Linked DNA regions of Homo sapiens: region 1 is linked to region 2. The links are chromatin contacts, found by POLR2A ChIA-PET in ENCODE. All regions are on one chromosome and are shown on one strand. Each heading gives the region's core, a stretch centred on a gene start or an enhancer-like site at or near the end of the contact. The rest is flanking DNA. Distances are from core to core; before and after follow the strand shown. Region 1 has its middle 5.4 kb from the start of TBCC. Region 2 overlaps TRERF1 (transcriptional regulating factor 1).

What was found. ChIA-PET counts read pairs that join two places held with the same protein, here RNA polymerase II (POLR2A).
Region 1: POLR2A ChIA-PET joins it to region 2 with 21 read pairs in activated CD4-positive, alpha-beta T cell. The contact joins two enhancer-like sites. POLR2A ChIA-PET finds 5 or more read pairs at or near these places in 3 of 52 experiments (B cell, HCT116 and activated CD4-positive, alpha-beta T cell).

What each region holds. Positions count from the first base shown.
Region 1 is chr6:42,737,419-42,743,931 of GRCh38, reverse strand. No RefSeq gene overlaps it. Among named protein-coding and RNA genes, the nearest start is that of TBCC, 5.4 kb to the left of the region's middle. Within about 2 kb of position 1,616, at least 3 of the 41 ENCODE cell types and tissues checked have a DNase peak (open chromatin) inside an H3K27ac peak, as active enhancers do.
Region 2 is chr6:42,314,107-42,320,132 of GRCh38, reverse strand. The region is part of intron 3 of TRERF1 (transcriptional regulating factor 1); the gene reads left to right. Among named protein-coding and RNA genes, the nearest start is that of MRPS10, 99 kb to the right of the region's middle. RefSeq lists enhancers at 3,394-3,483, 4,074-4,133, 4,202-4,869. Within about 2 kb of position 3,317, at least 11 of the 41 ENCODE cell types and tissues checked have a DNase peak (open chromatin) inside an H3K27ac peak, as active enhancers do.

The sequences.
Region 1 (6,513 bases), core at 367-2,866, 430 kb before region 2:
TCTTGTTGCCCAGGCTGGAGTGCAGTGGCGTGATCTCAGCTCAGTGCAACCTCAGCGTCCCTGGTTCAAGTGACTCTCTTGCCTCAACCTCCCGAGCAGCTGGGATTACAGGAGCCCGCCACCATGCTCGGCTAATTTTTTGTATTTTTAATAGAGAATTTCACCATGTTGGCAAGACTGGTCTTGAACTCCTGACCTCGGCTGATCCACCTGCCTCAGCCTCCCAAAGTCCTGGGATTATAGGCGTGAGCCACTGTGCCCGGTCCTTTTTTTTTTTTTTTTCCTTTGTTTCTTTGAGACAGGGTCTGGGTGAAGGACCTTCTGGGCTCAAGATATCCTCCAACCTCAGCCTCCCAAGTAGCTGGGACTACAGGTGCACCCCATCACCCCCGGCTAATTTGTGTATTTTTTGTAGAGAGGGCTTCATCATGTTGCCCAGGCTGGTCTCGAACTCCTGAGCTCAAGCAATCTGTCCCCCGTGGTCTTCCAAGTGCTGGGTGGTGGTGCGTGTTTGTAATCCCAGCTACTCGGGATGCTGAGGCATGAGAATCCTTTGAACCTGGCAAGAAGAGGTAGCAGTGAGCCATTACTGTGCCATTGCATTTCCAGAGCAAGACTCTGTATAAAAAAAAAAAAAAGAAAAAAAAGAAAGGGGGTGGTGCCAGGCGCGGTGGCTCATCCCTGTAATCCCAGCACTTTGGGGGGCCAAGGCAGGTGGATCACCTGAGGTCAGGAGTTCGAGACCAGCCTGGCCAACAGGGTGAAACCTCGTCACTACTAAAAATACAAAAATTAGCCGGGCATGGTGGCACACACATGGAATCTCAGCTACTTGGGAGACTGAGGCAGGAGAATATCTTGAGCCCAAGAGGCAGAGGTTACAGTGTGCTGAGATTGTGGCGCTGCACTCCAGCCTGGGCGACAAGAGCAAAACTCCATCTCAAAAAAAAAAAGAAATTTTTGGGTCTTTGCCAGTTTGATGGTTACAAAATATTACCTTCCTCTACTAGTAATGGTAATCATCTCCTAACTCATCTCCCCATCTCCAATTTCTGAACTATTCTGCATACAGCTACTAAATTAGTTTTCTTAAAGTATGTCACTCCTGATCTAAAACCTTCTGAGATTCTTATTATCTGATAGACTTCCTGGCCTGGAAGACAAGCCCCTCCACCATCTGTTTCAGCCTACTGTTCTTACATGATGTTTTACTGTTTCATCACACACATTTCATGCACCAGCTAGTCTGAACTAATACCCATTAATCAAACACAATGTCAGGGCTCTGGCAGGAAACAGATGGCTTGCTCAAAATGGATACTTTGAGAAGAGCTTAATACAGGAGCTATTTACAAAGCTGTGGGCAGAGTATAAGAAAAGCAATTAGAGATGGTACAATATCTGTTACCATCCTTAGGGCTGAAGGGACAAAAATGTTACCTGAATGCAGAGAGAGATAGACAGTTATTGAGCTACCTGACAGGAGTTTCAGTCCTCAGTGGAGGGATGCTGCCAATCCATGGTGACCTGGCAGGGAGAGAGCCATGGGACTTAAACAATGTCATTCTCTTTTATTGGTGCCTCCCGTTGGTAGAGCCCAACTGGAAATTTCAGGGCAAAGAAGTCTGCTGCCGCAGTCCATATGAGTCAGCTCCCAGGATGTAGAACAGCGTGGAGAAAAATGAAGAATGGATCTGGAGGAGGAAATGGAAGACACTAAGGGCAGGCCAGCGCTGTGGCTCATGCCTGTAATCTCAGCACTTCGGGATTGCCTTGGGATTTGCCTTGGGAGGCCAAGGCAGGTGGATCACCTGAAGTCAGGAGTTTGAGACCAGCCTGGCCAACATGGTGAAATCCCGTTTCTACTAAAAATACAAAAATTAGCCGGGCATGGTGGCAGGCGCCTGTAATCCCAGCTACTCAGGAGGCTGAGGCAAGATAATCGCTTGAACCTGGGAGGAGGAGGGTACGGTGAGTCGAGACTGTACCACTGTACTCCAGCCTGAATGCCAGAGCGAAACTCCATCTCAAAAAATAAATATTCAGTGCAAATAGTTTTTGCCGTATTTCCTGGCCTTTTCTCGAGCAGTGCCCACACAGATTGGGTCCCCATGCACTTGCCAAAATTTCATACAAGACAAATGTCACTTCCTCTGGGAAATCTGGGATTTTCCTTAGTCTCTTTTGAAAATGAGGCATGGGCCAGGCTTGGTAGTTCATGCCTGTAATCTCAGCATTTTGGGAGGCCTTGGTGGGAAGATCACTTGAGCTTAGGGGTTCAAGACCAGCCTGGGTAACATAGGAAGACTCTGTCTCTACAAAAAATACAAAAATTAGCTAGGCATGGTGGCACACGCCTGTGGTCCCAGCTACTCAGGAGGCTGAGGCGGGATGATTGCTTGAACCTAGAGGTCAAGGCTACAGTGAACTGTGATTGTGCCACTGCACTCCAGCTTGGGCGACAGAGTGAGACCTTGTCTCAATAAAAAAAAAAAAATGAGGAGGCCAGGAGCGGTGGCTCACGCCTGTAATCTCAACACTTTGGGCGGCTGAGGTGGGCAGATCACTTGAGGTCAGGAGTTCGAGACCAGCCTGGCCAACTTGGTGAAACCCCGTGTCTAGTAAAAATAGAAAAATTAGCTGGGCATGGTGGTGTGCACCTATTATCCCAGCTACTCGGGAGGCTGAGGCCTGAGAATCACTTGAACCCAGGAGGCAGAGATTGCAGTAAGCCTAGATCACGCCACTGCACTCCAGCCTGGGTGGCAAAGCAAGACACTATCTCACAAAAAAAAAAAAAAAAAAAGGAAAAAGCTTAAAGAGAAACCAAGGAACGACCACTATGGGAAAGAACAGGGGAAACTTCTGGCCAATCAAAAAGTACTAAAGATTTACATAAAAGTTAGCTGTAATCTTTGAGGAGGGGAAATGAAGGAGGGAGGAGTAACTGCTTTTTCCCCAGCTTTGGTTACTGAAATTCTCCGGGGAGGGCCATTCACGCACATCTCATCAGAGATGGTAATTTCCAAGAAAGATGATTAAAAAGTTGGATGACTTTTAAGGTCCTTGAGCAGAGGAATGCTTATGGACATTACCAAGAACATTCCATAGAAGTTGCAGTTTAATAAACATTAGCAAATCCAGTTCATGCACAAATTTCTCCCAAGGAGCATTGACAGTTTAGCTTTTTTGTTGTTGTTGTTTTTTACAACAGGGTCTCACTCTGTTGTCTAGGCTGGAGTGCAGTGGTGCAATTATGGCTCACTGCAGCCTTGACCTCCCAGGCTCAAGCAATTATCCTACCTCAGCATCCTAAGTAGCCACCACACTTGGCTAATTTTTTTACTTTTTTTTGGAGAGCTGGGATGTCACCATGTTGCCCAGGCTGGTCTTGAACTCCTAGGCTCAAGGGATCCTCCCACCTTGGCCTCCCAAAGTGTTGAGGTTACAAGTGAGAACAAGCCAATTTAACTTTTTGACTGGGTACATGTTTAGTTTATGTTTGTTATTTATTTGTATTTTATTTTATTTTAATTTCTCTTTTTTTTTTTTTTTTTTGAGACGGAGTCTCGCTCTGTCGCCCAGACTGGAGTGCAGTGGCGCGATCTCGGCTCGCTGCAAGCTCCGCCTCCCGGGTTCACGCCATTCTCCTGCCTCACCCTCCCGAGTAGCTGGGACTACAGGCGCCCGCCACCACACCCAGCTAATTTTTTGTATTTTTAGTAGAGACGGGGTTTCACTACGTTAGCCAGGATGGTCTCGATCTCCTGACCTCATGATCCGCCCGCCTCGGCCTCCCAAAGTGCTGGGATTACAGGCGTGAGCCACCGTGGCTGGCCCACGCCCAGCTAATTTTTGTATTTTTAGTAGAGATGGGGTTTCACCATGTTGTCCGGGCTGGTCTCGAACTCCTGACCTCAGGTGATCCACCCACCTCTGTCTCCCAAAGTGCTGGGATTACAGGCATGAGCCACTGCGCCTGGCTGATTTTAGTTTCTCTTAATCTTCAATTTTGGTATGGTCATGGCATGAAATGTGTTTCCTGCCATGGAAACCCAAACTATAACATTACATCTCTGGAAACTATGGGCTAGACTTGACTTGGGTTCAATTGTGACTGACGTTAAAGAACCAACTGACTTCTTCAGTCCAATAACAGCTGTAAGACTGGGATACTGGGGCCGGGCGCAGTGGCTCACGCCTGTAATCTCAGCATTTTGGGAGGCTGAGGTGGGAGGATCACCTGAGGTCAGGAGTTCGAGACCAGCCTGGCCAACATGGCGAAACCCCATCTCTACTAAAAATACAAAAATTAGCCGGGCGTGGTGCATGCCTGTAATCCTGGCTACTCAGGAGGCTGAGGCAGCAGAATCATGTGAACCTGGGAGGCAGATGTTGTAGTGAGCTGAGATCGTGACACTGCACTGCAGCATGGGTGACAGAGCAAAACTCTGTCTCAAGGGAAAAAAGAAAAAAGAAGAAAAAACTGGGATATGTCCCCAGGGGCCTTAATAAAAAGTACTGGATGGGGCAGTAGCTCACCCCTGTAATGCCAGCACTTTGGGAGACTGAGGTAGGAGGATCACTTGAGCCCAGGAGTTAGAGACCAGCCTGGGCAACATGAGACCCTATCTCTAACACAAAATTAAAAAATTAGCCAGGCATGGTGGTGCATATCTGTGGTCCCAGCTACTCAGGGGGCTGAAGTAGGAGGATTTTTAAATTTTTAAATTTTTAATTTTTGTGGATAAGTAGTAGGTGTATAAATTTATGGGTTATTTGATACAATGAGTAATAGTAATGCAATGAGTAATAGTCACATCAGAGTAAATGGGGTGTCCATCCCCTCAAACATTTATCCTTTGTTACAAACAATCCAATGATACTCTTTTAGTTATTTTAAAATGTACAATTAAATTATTTTTGACTATAGTCACCTAGTTGTGCTAACAAATACTAGGTCTGATTCATTTTATTTTTATTTTTTCAGACAGGGTCTCGCTTTGTCACCCAGGCTGATGTGCAGTGGTGTGATCCTGGCTCACTGGAGGCTTGATCTCCCAGGTGTAAATGATCCTTTCACCTCAGCCTCCCCAGTAGCTGGGACTATAGACCTGCACCACCATGCCTGGCTAATTTTTAAATTTTTTTAGAGACAGTGTCTCCCTACGTTGCCCAGGCTGGTCTTAAACTCCTGGGCTCAAGTGATCCTTCCACTCCAGCCTCCAAAGGTGCTGGAGTTACAGAAGTTAGTTAGCCACTGTGCTCAACTCTGATTCATTTTTTCTAAGTAATTATTTTTTTTTTGAGACGGAGTTTCACTCTTATTACCCAGGCTGGAGTGGAATGGCACAATCTCAGCTTCCTGCAACCTTTGCCTCCCGGGTTCAAGCGATTCTCCTGCCTCAGCCTCCCAAGTAGCTGGGATTACAGGCAGGTGCCACCACCCCCAGTTAATTTTGTATTTTTAGTATGGATGGGGTTTCACTATGTTGGTCAGGCTGGTCTCAAACTCCTGACCTCAGGTGATCCACCCACCTCGACCTCCCAAAGTGCTGGGATTACAGGCGTGAGCCACCGCGCCCAGTCTTTAACTAATTTTTTGTACCCATTAACCATCCCCACTTGCCCCAGCCCCCACTACCCTTCCCAGCCTATGGTAATCATCCTTCTACTCTCTATTTCCATGGATTCAACTGTTTTAATTTTTAACTCCCACAAATAAATGAGAACGTTTGAAGTTTGTCTTTCTGTTCCTGGCTCATTTCACTTAACATAAAGACCTCCAGTTCCATCCATTTGTTGCAAATGACAGGATCCTGTTCTTTTTATGGCTGAATAGTAAGTACTCCATTGTATATATGTACCACATTTTCTTTATCCATTCATCTGTCGATGGACACTTACGTTGCTTCCAAATCTTGGCTATTGTGAACAGTGCTGCAACAAACATGAAAATGCAGATATCTCTTTGATGTACTGATTTCCTTTCTTTTGGGTCTCTACCTAGGAGTGGGATTGCTGGATCATATGGTAGCTCTAGTTTTAGTTTTTTGAGGAACCTCCTAACTGTTTTCCATAGTGGTTGTACTAATTTACATTCCCACCAACAGTGTACGAGGGTTCTCTTTTCTCCGCATCCTCACCAGCGTTTGCTATTGCCAGTCTTTTGGATAAAAGCCATTTTGACTGGGGGAAGATGATATCCCATTGTAGTTTTGATTTGCCTTTCTCTGATGATCCATGATGTTAAGCACCTTTTCATATGCCTGTTTGCCATTTGTATGTCTTCTTTTGAGAAATGTCTATTTAGACTTTTTGCCCATTTTTAAACTAGATTATTATATTTTTTCCTATAGAGTTGTTTGAGTTCCTTATATATTCCGGTTATTAATCCCTTGTCAGATGGGTAGTTTGCAAATATTTTTTCCCATTCTGTGGGTTGTCTCTTCACTTTGTTGATTGTTTCCTTTACTGTGCAGAAGGTTGTTCACTTGACATGATCCCATTTGT
Region 2 (6,026 bases), core at 2,068-4,567:
GGTCAGGAGTTCGAGGCCAGCCTGGCCAACATGGTGAAACCCCATCTCTACTAAAATACAAAAATTAGCTGGGCATAGTGATGGGTGTCTGTAATCCCAGCTATTCGGGAGGCTGAAGCAGAAGAATTGCTTGAACCCAGGAGGCAGAGGTTGCAGTGAGCTGAGATCACACCACTGCACTCCAGCCTGGGAGACAAAGTGAGACTCCATCTCAAAACAAAAACAAACAAAAAATAATAATGATATAATGTATTTAATATAATATATAGCATTATATTATTATATGTCTATTGAATGCACCATTTTTTTTTTTTTTTTTTGAAACACAGTCTCACTCTGTCACCCAGGCTGGAGTGCAGTGGCACAATCATGGCCTTGACCTCCCAGGCTCAAGCAATCCTTCCACCTCAGCCTCCCAGGTAGCTGGGACCACAGGCACACACCATCACACCCAGTTAATTTTTACATTTTTTTGTAGACATGGGGTTTCCCTATGTTGTTCAGCCTAGTTTCGAACTCCTGGGCTCAAGTGATCCTCCTGCCTCAGCCCCCCAAAATGCTGGGATCACAGGCATGAGCCAGTGTGCCAGGCTCATACTTTTTTTAACAATCAAATTAAAAGCTTGTATTGGTTAGGGCAACATTAGCTGCTGTAATCATCTCCCACATTTCAGGAGTTTAACATGAAGGAAGTTTATTTCTTGCCCTTGTAACAGTCAATGCAAGTGTTTCTGGTTGTAACTGGCTTTCCTCTACAAGGTAATTTAGGGATCTACATGCCTTGCCTCTGTCACTCTGCTATACTCTGGAGCATGCATCTTTAATGGGGGCAGTATCATGCCCAAGGGGGCAAAGATCTTGGAGGCTGAAAAATCTTACATTTTGATGCATAAATCACAAACATCTACATGGTACATAAACAGATATAGAGTATATCTGTGGTGTGAAAATGTCATGGAGGAAAGTAATTAGGGAAAAAAAATGTCTAAAAAGTCCCCTTAGGAGGGCAACAATGAAGAAAAGGTGGAGAAACACTGCCACAGGCCTATGAGGACTCTTCATTCAGGTGGAAGGGAAACAGAAGATGGAGAAGGCTCACCTGCTTCTTAACCACCTTGGCCCAAAAGCGATACAAGTTACTTGGCCCACATTTCATTGGAGAGAACTGGTCAGGGAGTTCCACCTTGCTGCAGGAGGAGATGGGAAATGTAGTCTCTGGCTGGCCACACTTCAGAGTACTTCTAAGTGAGGACTCTTAGCCAAAGAAGGGAGAGCATCTATTTTGGAGGATGGTTGGCCTCCCAATACAGGAATCAAACAATGTTGTCTTCAAGGACCAGGTACTACATATTTTGGGCTTGCAGCCATGGTCTCTATTGCAGCTACTGAACTCTGCTTGTTGCAGCTGAAAGCAGCCATAGATAATACTGAAATGAATGGGTGTGGCTATGTTCTAATAAAGCTTTATTTACATAAACAGGCAGCGGATTGGCCTTCAGGCTGTAGTTGTCCAGCCCCTGAGTATCCATTCTGGAGCCTTTCAGTTGTCCACATTACCTCTGCTTCTTGGGACCTAACCCACATTTCCTTTACTTCCAGTGCCTAACTAGAGCCTGGAGCTTCCTCTTAACTGAATGAAGGGTTCGTCTTGGCTGTTTCACTGAAAACAGTGGAATATGACCCTCCACCAAGTGAAGTGTAGAGATCCCAAGACTGTAGAAAAGAAAGAAATTTTGTCTATGTCAGTCCAATGTTAGCCCTCCCCACAGCCACCCTACATGGTAGGGGTAGAGTGCCTGGCACTCATTATTAAGTGCTCAGAAATTTCCTGTATTCAGTGTTGGGGGCTGGTTTAAAACTACTTGTATTCAGCGAAATAAGACCTTGGAGAATATGGACCTCTATTTCTTGTAGCGTTAGAGTGGATTATTATTCAATGGTTAAAACTAGTATTTACAAAGAGCTTTTTTTTTTTTTTGGAGACAGAGTCTCGCCCTGTTACTCAGACTAGAGTGTAGTGGGGTGATCTCGGCTTACTACAACCTCCACCTCCCAAGTTCAAGCGATTCTCCTGCCTCAGCCTCCCAAGTAGCTGGGATTACAGGCGCCTGCCACCACGCCCAGCTAATTTTTGTATTTTTAGTAGAGACGGGGTTTTGCCATGTTGGCCAGGCTGGTCTTGAACTCCTAACCTCAGGTGATCCGCCTGCCTCGGCCTCCTGAAGTGCTGGGATTACAGGTGTGAGCCACCGTGCCTAGCCTAGAACTTTTAACAACATGACAAAATGCTTATTTTATAAGCAGGATTCAAAATTATGTATACAATATAATCTCAACTATATCTTAAAAAGTTTAGCAAAAAAAAAAATAATTCTCAACAAGTGATGGAGTTTTTCTTCTTTTTATTTTGTATCTGTTTTCTAAAATTTTTACAGTGAACATGTTTTAGATGTGGAGAAGACTGTTATTTTAAAAATTATTGAGGTCTGGGAGCTCACGCTTGTAATCCCAGCACTTTAGGAGGCCAAGGCGGGAGGCTTGCTTGAGCCCAGGAGTTCAAGAGCAGCCTGGGCAACAAAATGAGACCCTGTCTCTATAAAAAATTTTTTAATTAGCCGGGGATAATGGTGCGCACCTGTAGTCCCAGCTTCTTGAGAGGTTGAGGTGGGAGGATTGCTTGAGCCTGGGAGGTTGAGGCTGCAGCAAGCCATGATCATGCCACTGCACTCCAGCCTGGGCAACAGAGCAAGACTCTGTCTCAAAACAAACAAACAAACAAACAAAAACTACTGAGGAGGAAATTAGTGCTGAGTGAGGGTATAATTACCCAACAGGTTCTTCCTTCCTCCTGCACAGACAAAACCAATTCACTGAGACCACAGTATTGTAGTAGACAAACAGTTTAAGGCAGAGCCAGCCAAGCAGAAAGACTGGAGTTATTACTCAAATTGGTCTCCCAGAGAACTCAGAGGCTAGGGTGTTCTACGGATAATTTTGTGGACAGGGGAATGGGAGCTGCTGATTGGTGAAGGTTGAAATCGTAGGGGTGTGGAAAATGGTCCTTGTGTGCTGAGTCAGCCTCTACATTAGGGGGCCACAGGACAGGTTGTCATGAGTCCCAGGTCCAGGTAGAGTCAGATGGTTGCCAGAATGCAAAAGTCTGAAAAGCATCTCAAAAGACCCATCTTAAGTTCTACAATAGTGATGTTATCTATAGGAGCAATTGGGGAAGTCACAAATCTTGTGACCTCTGGCCACATGACTCATGAGTAGCAAGGGATTATAAAAAGGCAAGCTGGGGGCGGTGGAGGGGAATGGCTGGTTATCCTTTAGCTACACCTACATGTTAGCAGAATTCAGGCCCCTCCCATAATCCTAATCTTGTGGCCTTTCATTACCAAGACAAAGGCGATTTTGGTCCCTGAGCAAGGAGGGGGTTCGTTTCAGGGAGGGACTGTTATCATCCTTGCTTCAAAGTTAAAACAATAAACTAAATTCCTCCCATGGTTAGCTTGGTCTACACCCAGGAATGAGGGAGGACAGCTGGCTTGTGAGGCTAGAGGCAAGATGGAGTCAGCCATGCTAGACTCCTGTCACTGTCATAATCTTTGCAAAGGTGGTTTCAAGAGTATTAATGAAGGTGTCTGCCTGCTTGTGCACACATAAGCAGGCACCTGAAAATGCCATCCAAAATTTTGTTAGAACAAAGTCACTATGAGGCAGTCCCCTTCATCTGTCCTCCCCAAGTTAGAAAAGCTTCTTTGGATAGTGACCAGGAAGGGTTCTGACCTGCCTCTACATTGAGGCATTTTTCTCATTTCTTAGTAATGAGACCCTCACCTAGATTTTCTTTCCACTGAGGCAGACCAGCCTCTCTGGATGAATCATCAAGATTAGCAATGCGGGGAGGAGGAGGTGCATGCTTGGGGTTAACTGCGTGCCAGAGTCATTGGTCATCACAGCCACTTCCCCAGACCCATGGACTTTCTTGACTTTGGCGGAGAAATTAAATAACTTGTGACTCGAAATGTCATTTGTGTAGACCCATTAGCCAGGCAGCCTGACGTCCAGGTGCCCCCACCCCCAGTGGAGCAGAGAACAACTCATTCTGCAGGAAGAACCAAATCTGAGATCATCCCAAAACAGCCTCTTATTTTTTAGGCCTCCCTTGGGTCCTCATGTGCATCTTCCAGGTACCGTGAGGGTAGGTGTGGGGGTCCTCTCCCCTGAAAGGAGAGCACCCCCACCCAAGTCCCTCCTCTTCAGCCTCTGCCTGTGTTTCTGCTGGTGATGTCCTTCTTGAGCCTTGAGCTGTCTGCACACTGGTCCCAACCTGTGCCTTCCACACTGCTCAGACTTGCAGCGTTCTCCAGCCCTCAGACACTTCACTATGACGTTAGGGGGTGGCAGTGGGTGGGGGGGGGGGTGGTGTTCCTCTCCCCAACCCTGACCCAGGGGCCCCACCTGGTCTCTTGAAGGATATCAGCTGCTAGAAGACAGCCCGATGGCCCCCCTTCATTTGACCTCCTTTGTCTCTACTCCAGGAGCTCCCTCTTAGCTCCAAGTTAGGTTAGGGTGACCTCGTCACAGCCTCTTTGCCTCTACCCCTGCTTCTGTGCTCTAAGCGCCGATCCTAGCGCCCTTCTCTTTCATCCCAATGTGCCATACTCTAGACCTGGATGTGCCACGTGTAAGGATCACACTCCAGCAGGCACGAGGCATTAGAAAGTCCTTGGCATGTGCTTCTGTGAGCACCCAGACTTCTTACTGTGACTTGTGAGGCCCTGCACCAGGGTTTGTCAACCTTAGTGCTATTGACATTTGGAGCTAGTGAATTCTGTCTTGAAAGGGACTGTCCTGCACATTGTAAGATGTTTAGCAGCATCTCTGCCCACCAGGTGCCAATAGCACTTCCCTAGTCGTGACACAGAAATGTTTCTAGACACTGCCAAATGTCCTCTGGAAGGCAAAATCACTCCAGGTGGAGACCACTACCCTACATAATGGAGACCCCGTCCTACCACGCTGCCTCATCCCACCCACTGCACACCTGCCACATGCACGCTCATCCCTGCCAGAGCCACTGCACTCGCTGTCACCACTGCTGTGAACGTTCTCTCCTCACATCTTCATGCTTTGCTCATTTAGGTCTCAGCTCAACTGACACCTCCTTACCTTGGCCTTTCCTAAGCACCCTATGCGACCAACCTATTCGCTCCATCAAGTTTATACTTCTGTTTTGTTTTAAAATCACGTTTAGAATCTCTGACCTTGTTCCTACTGCTTTCCTCCTGGTTTTCACTGTCCCAGCCACACCCTTCTAATTCCTCAGTCACATCCGGCATGTACCCACCACAGGGCTCTTGCTGTTCCTCCTCCTAGAATGCTCTTTCCCCAGATCTCATTGTTCTTATTCCTTCAGGCATTTGCTCAGATGTCACCTTCTCAGAGAGGGCTTCCCTGACTATTTCCTACTTTGTTTTTTCCCATAGCATCTACAGCCATCTAATACACTATACACTTTAATTATAATAATTTTTATTTTCTGTTTCTCCCTATTAAAATGAAATCTCCATGAGGGCAGGGAGTTTTGTCTTCTTTGTTCACTGTTGCGTGCCAGTCACGGAGAACAATGCCTAGCATTGAGGCACTCGGCCAGTATTTTTTTAGATGCATGAGCTTAATTTTGCAAGGCTTGCTGGGACCTCTGCCCTAGTTTAACTGTGCACATTTGAAAGCATCGGGTGAGCTTGGCTTCTTGTTGTAAAACCAGGGATTTATGTTGATGAAGAGTTCGATCAGGGTAGACTCATACTCTAAAGCATGTTTTCTTGTGAATAGAGATGTTTACAAAGCACAAAGCAGTGAATTTGCTAATAGTTCTTTTTACTGGCATCAGCTAGGGTTCTGAATTTAGCTGAAGCTTATACTTACCATGCCATGGTGGAGGTTTTCATTTCCTAATATGTACATGCATTTGTCTAAAAGTAATTAGTTTGTCTTCAGTTATGAGCCACAAGAGGTCA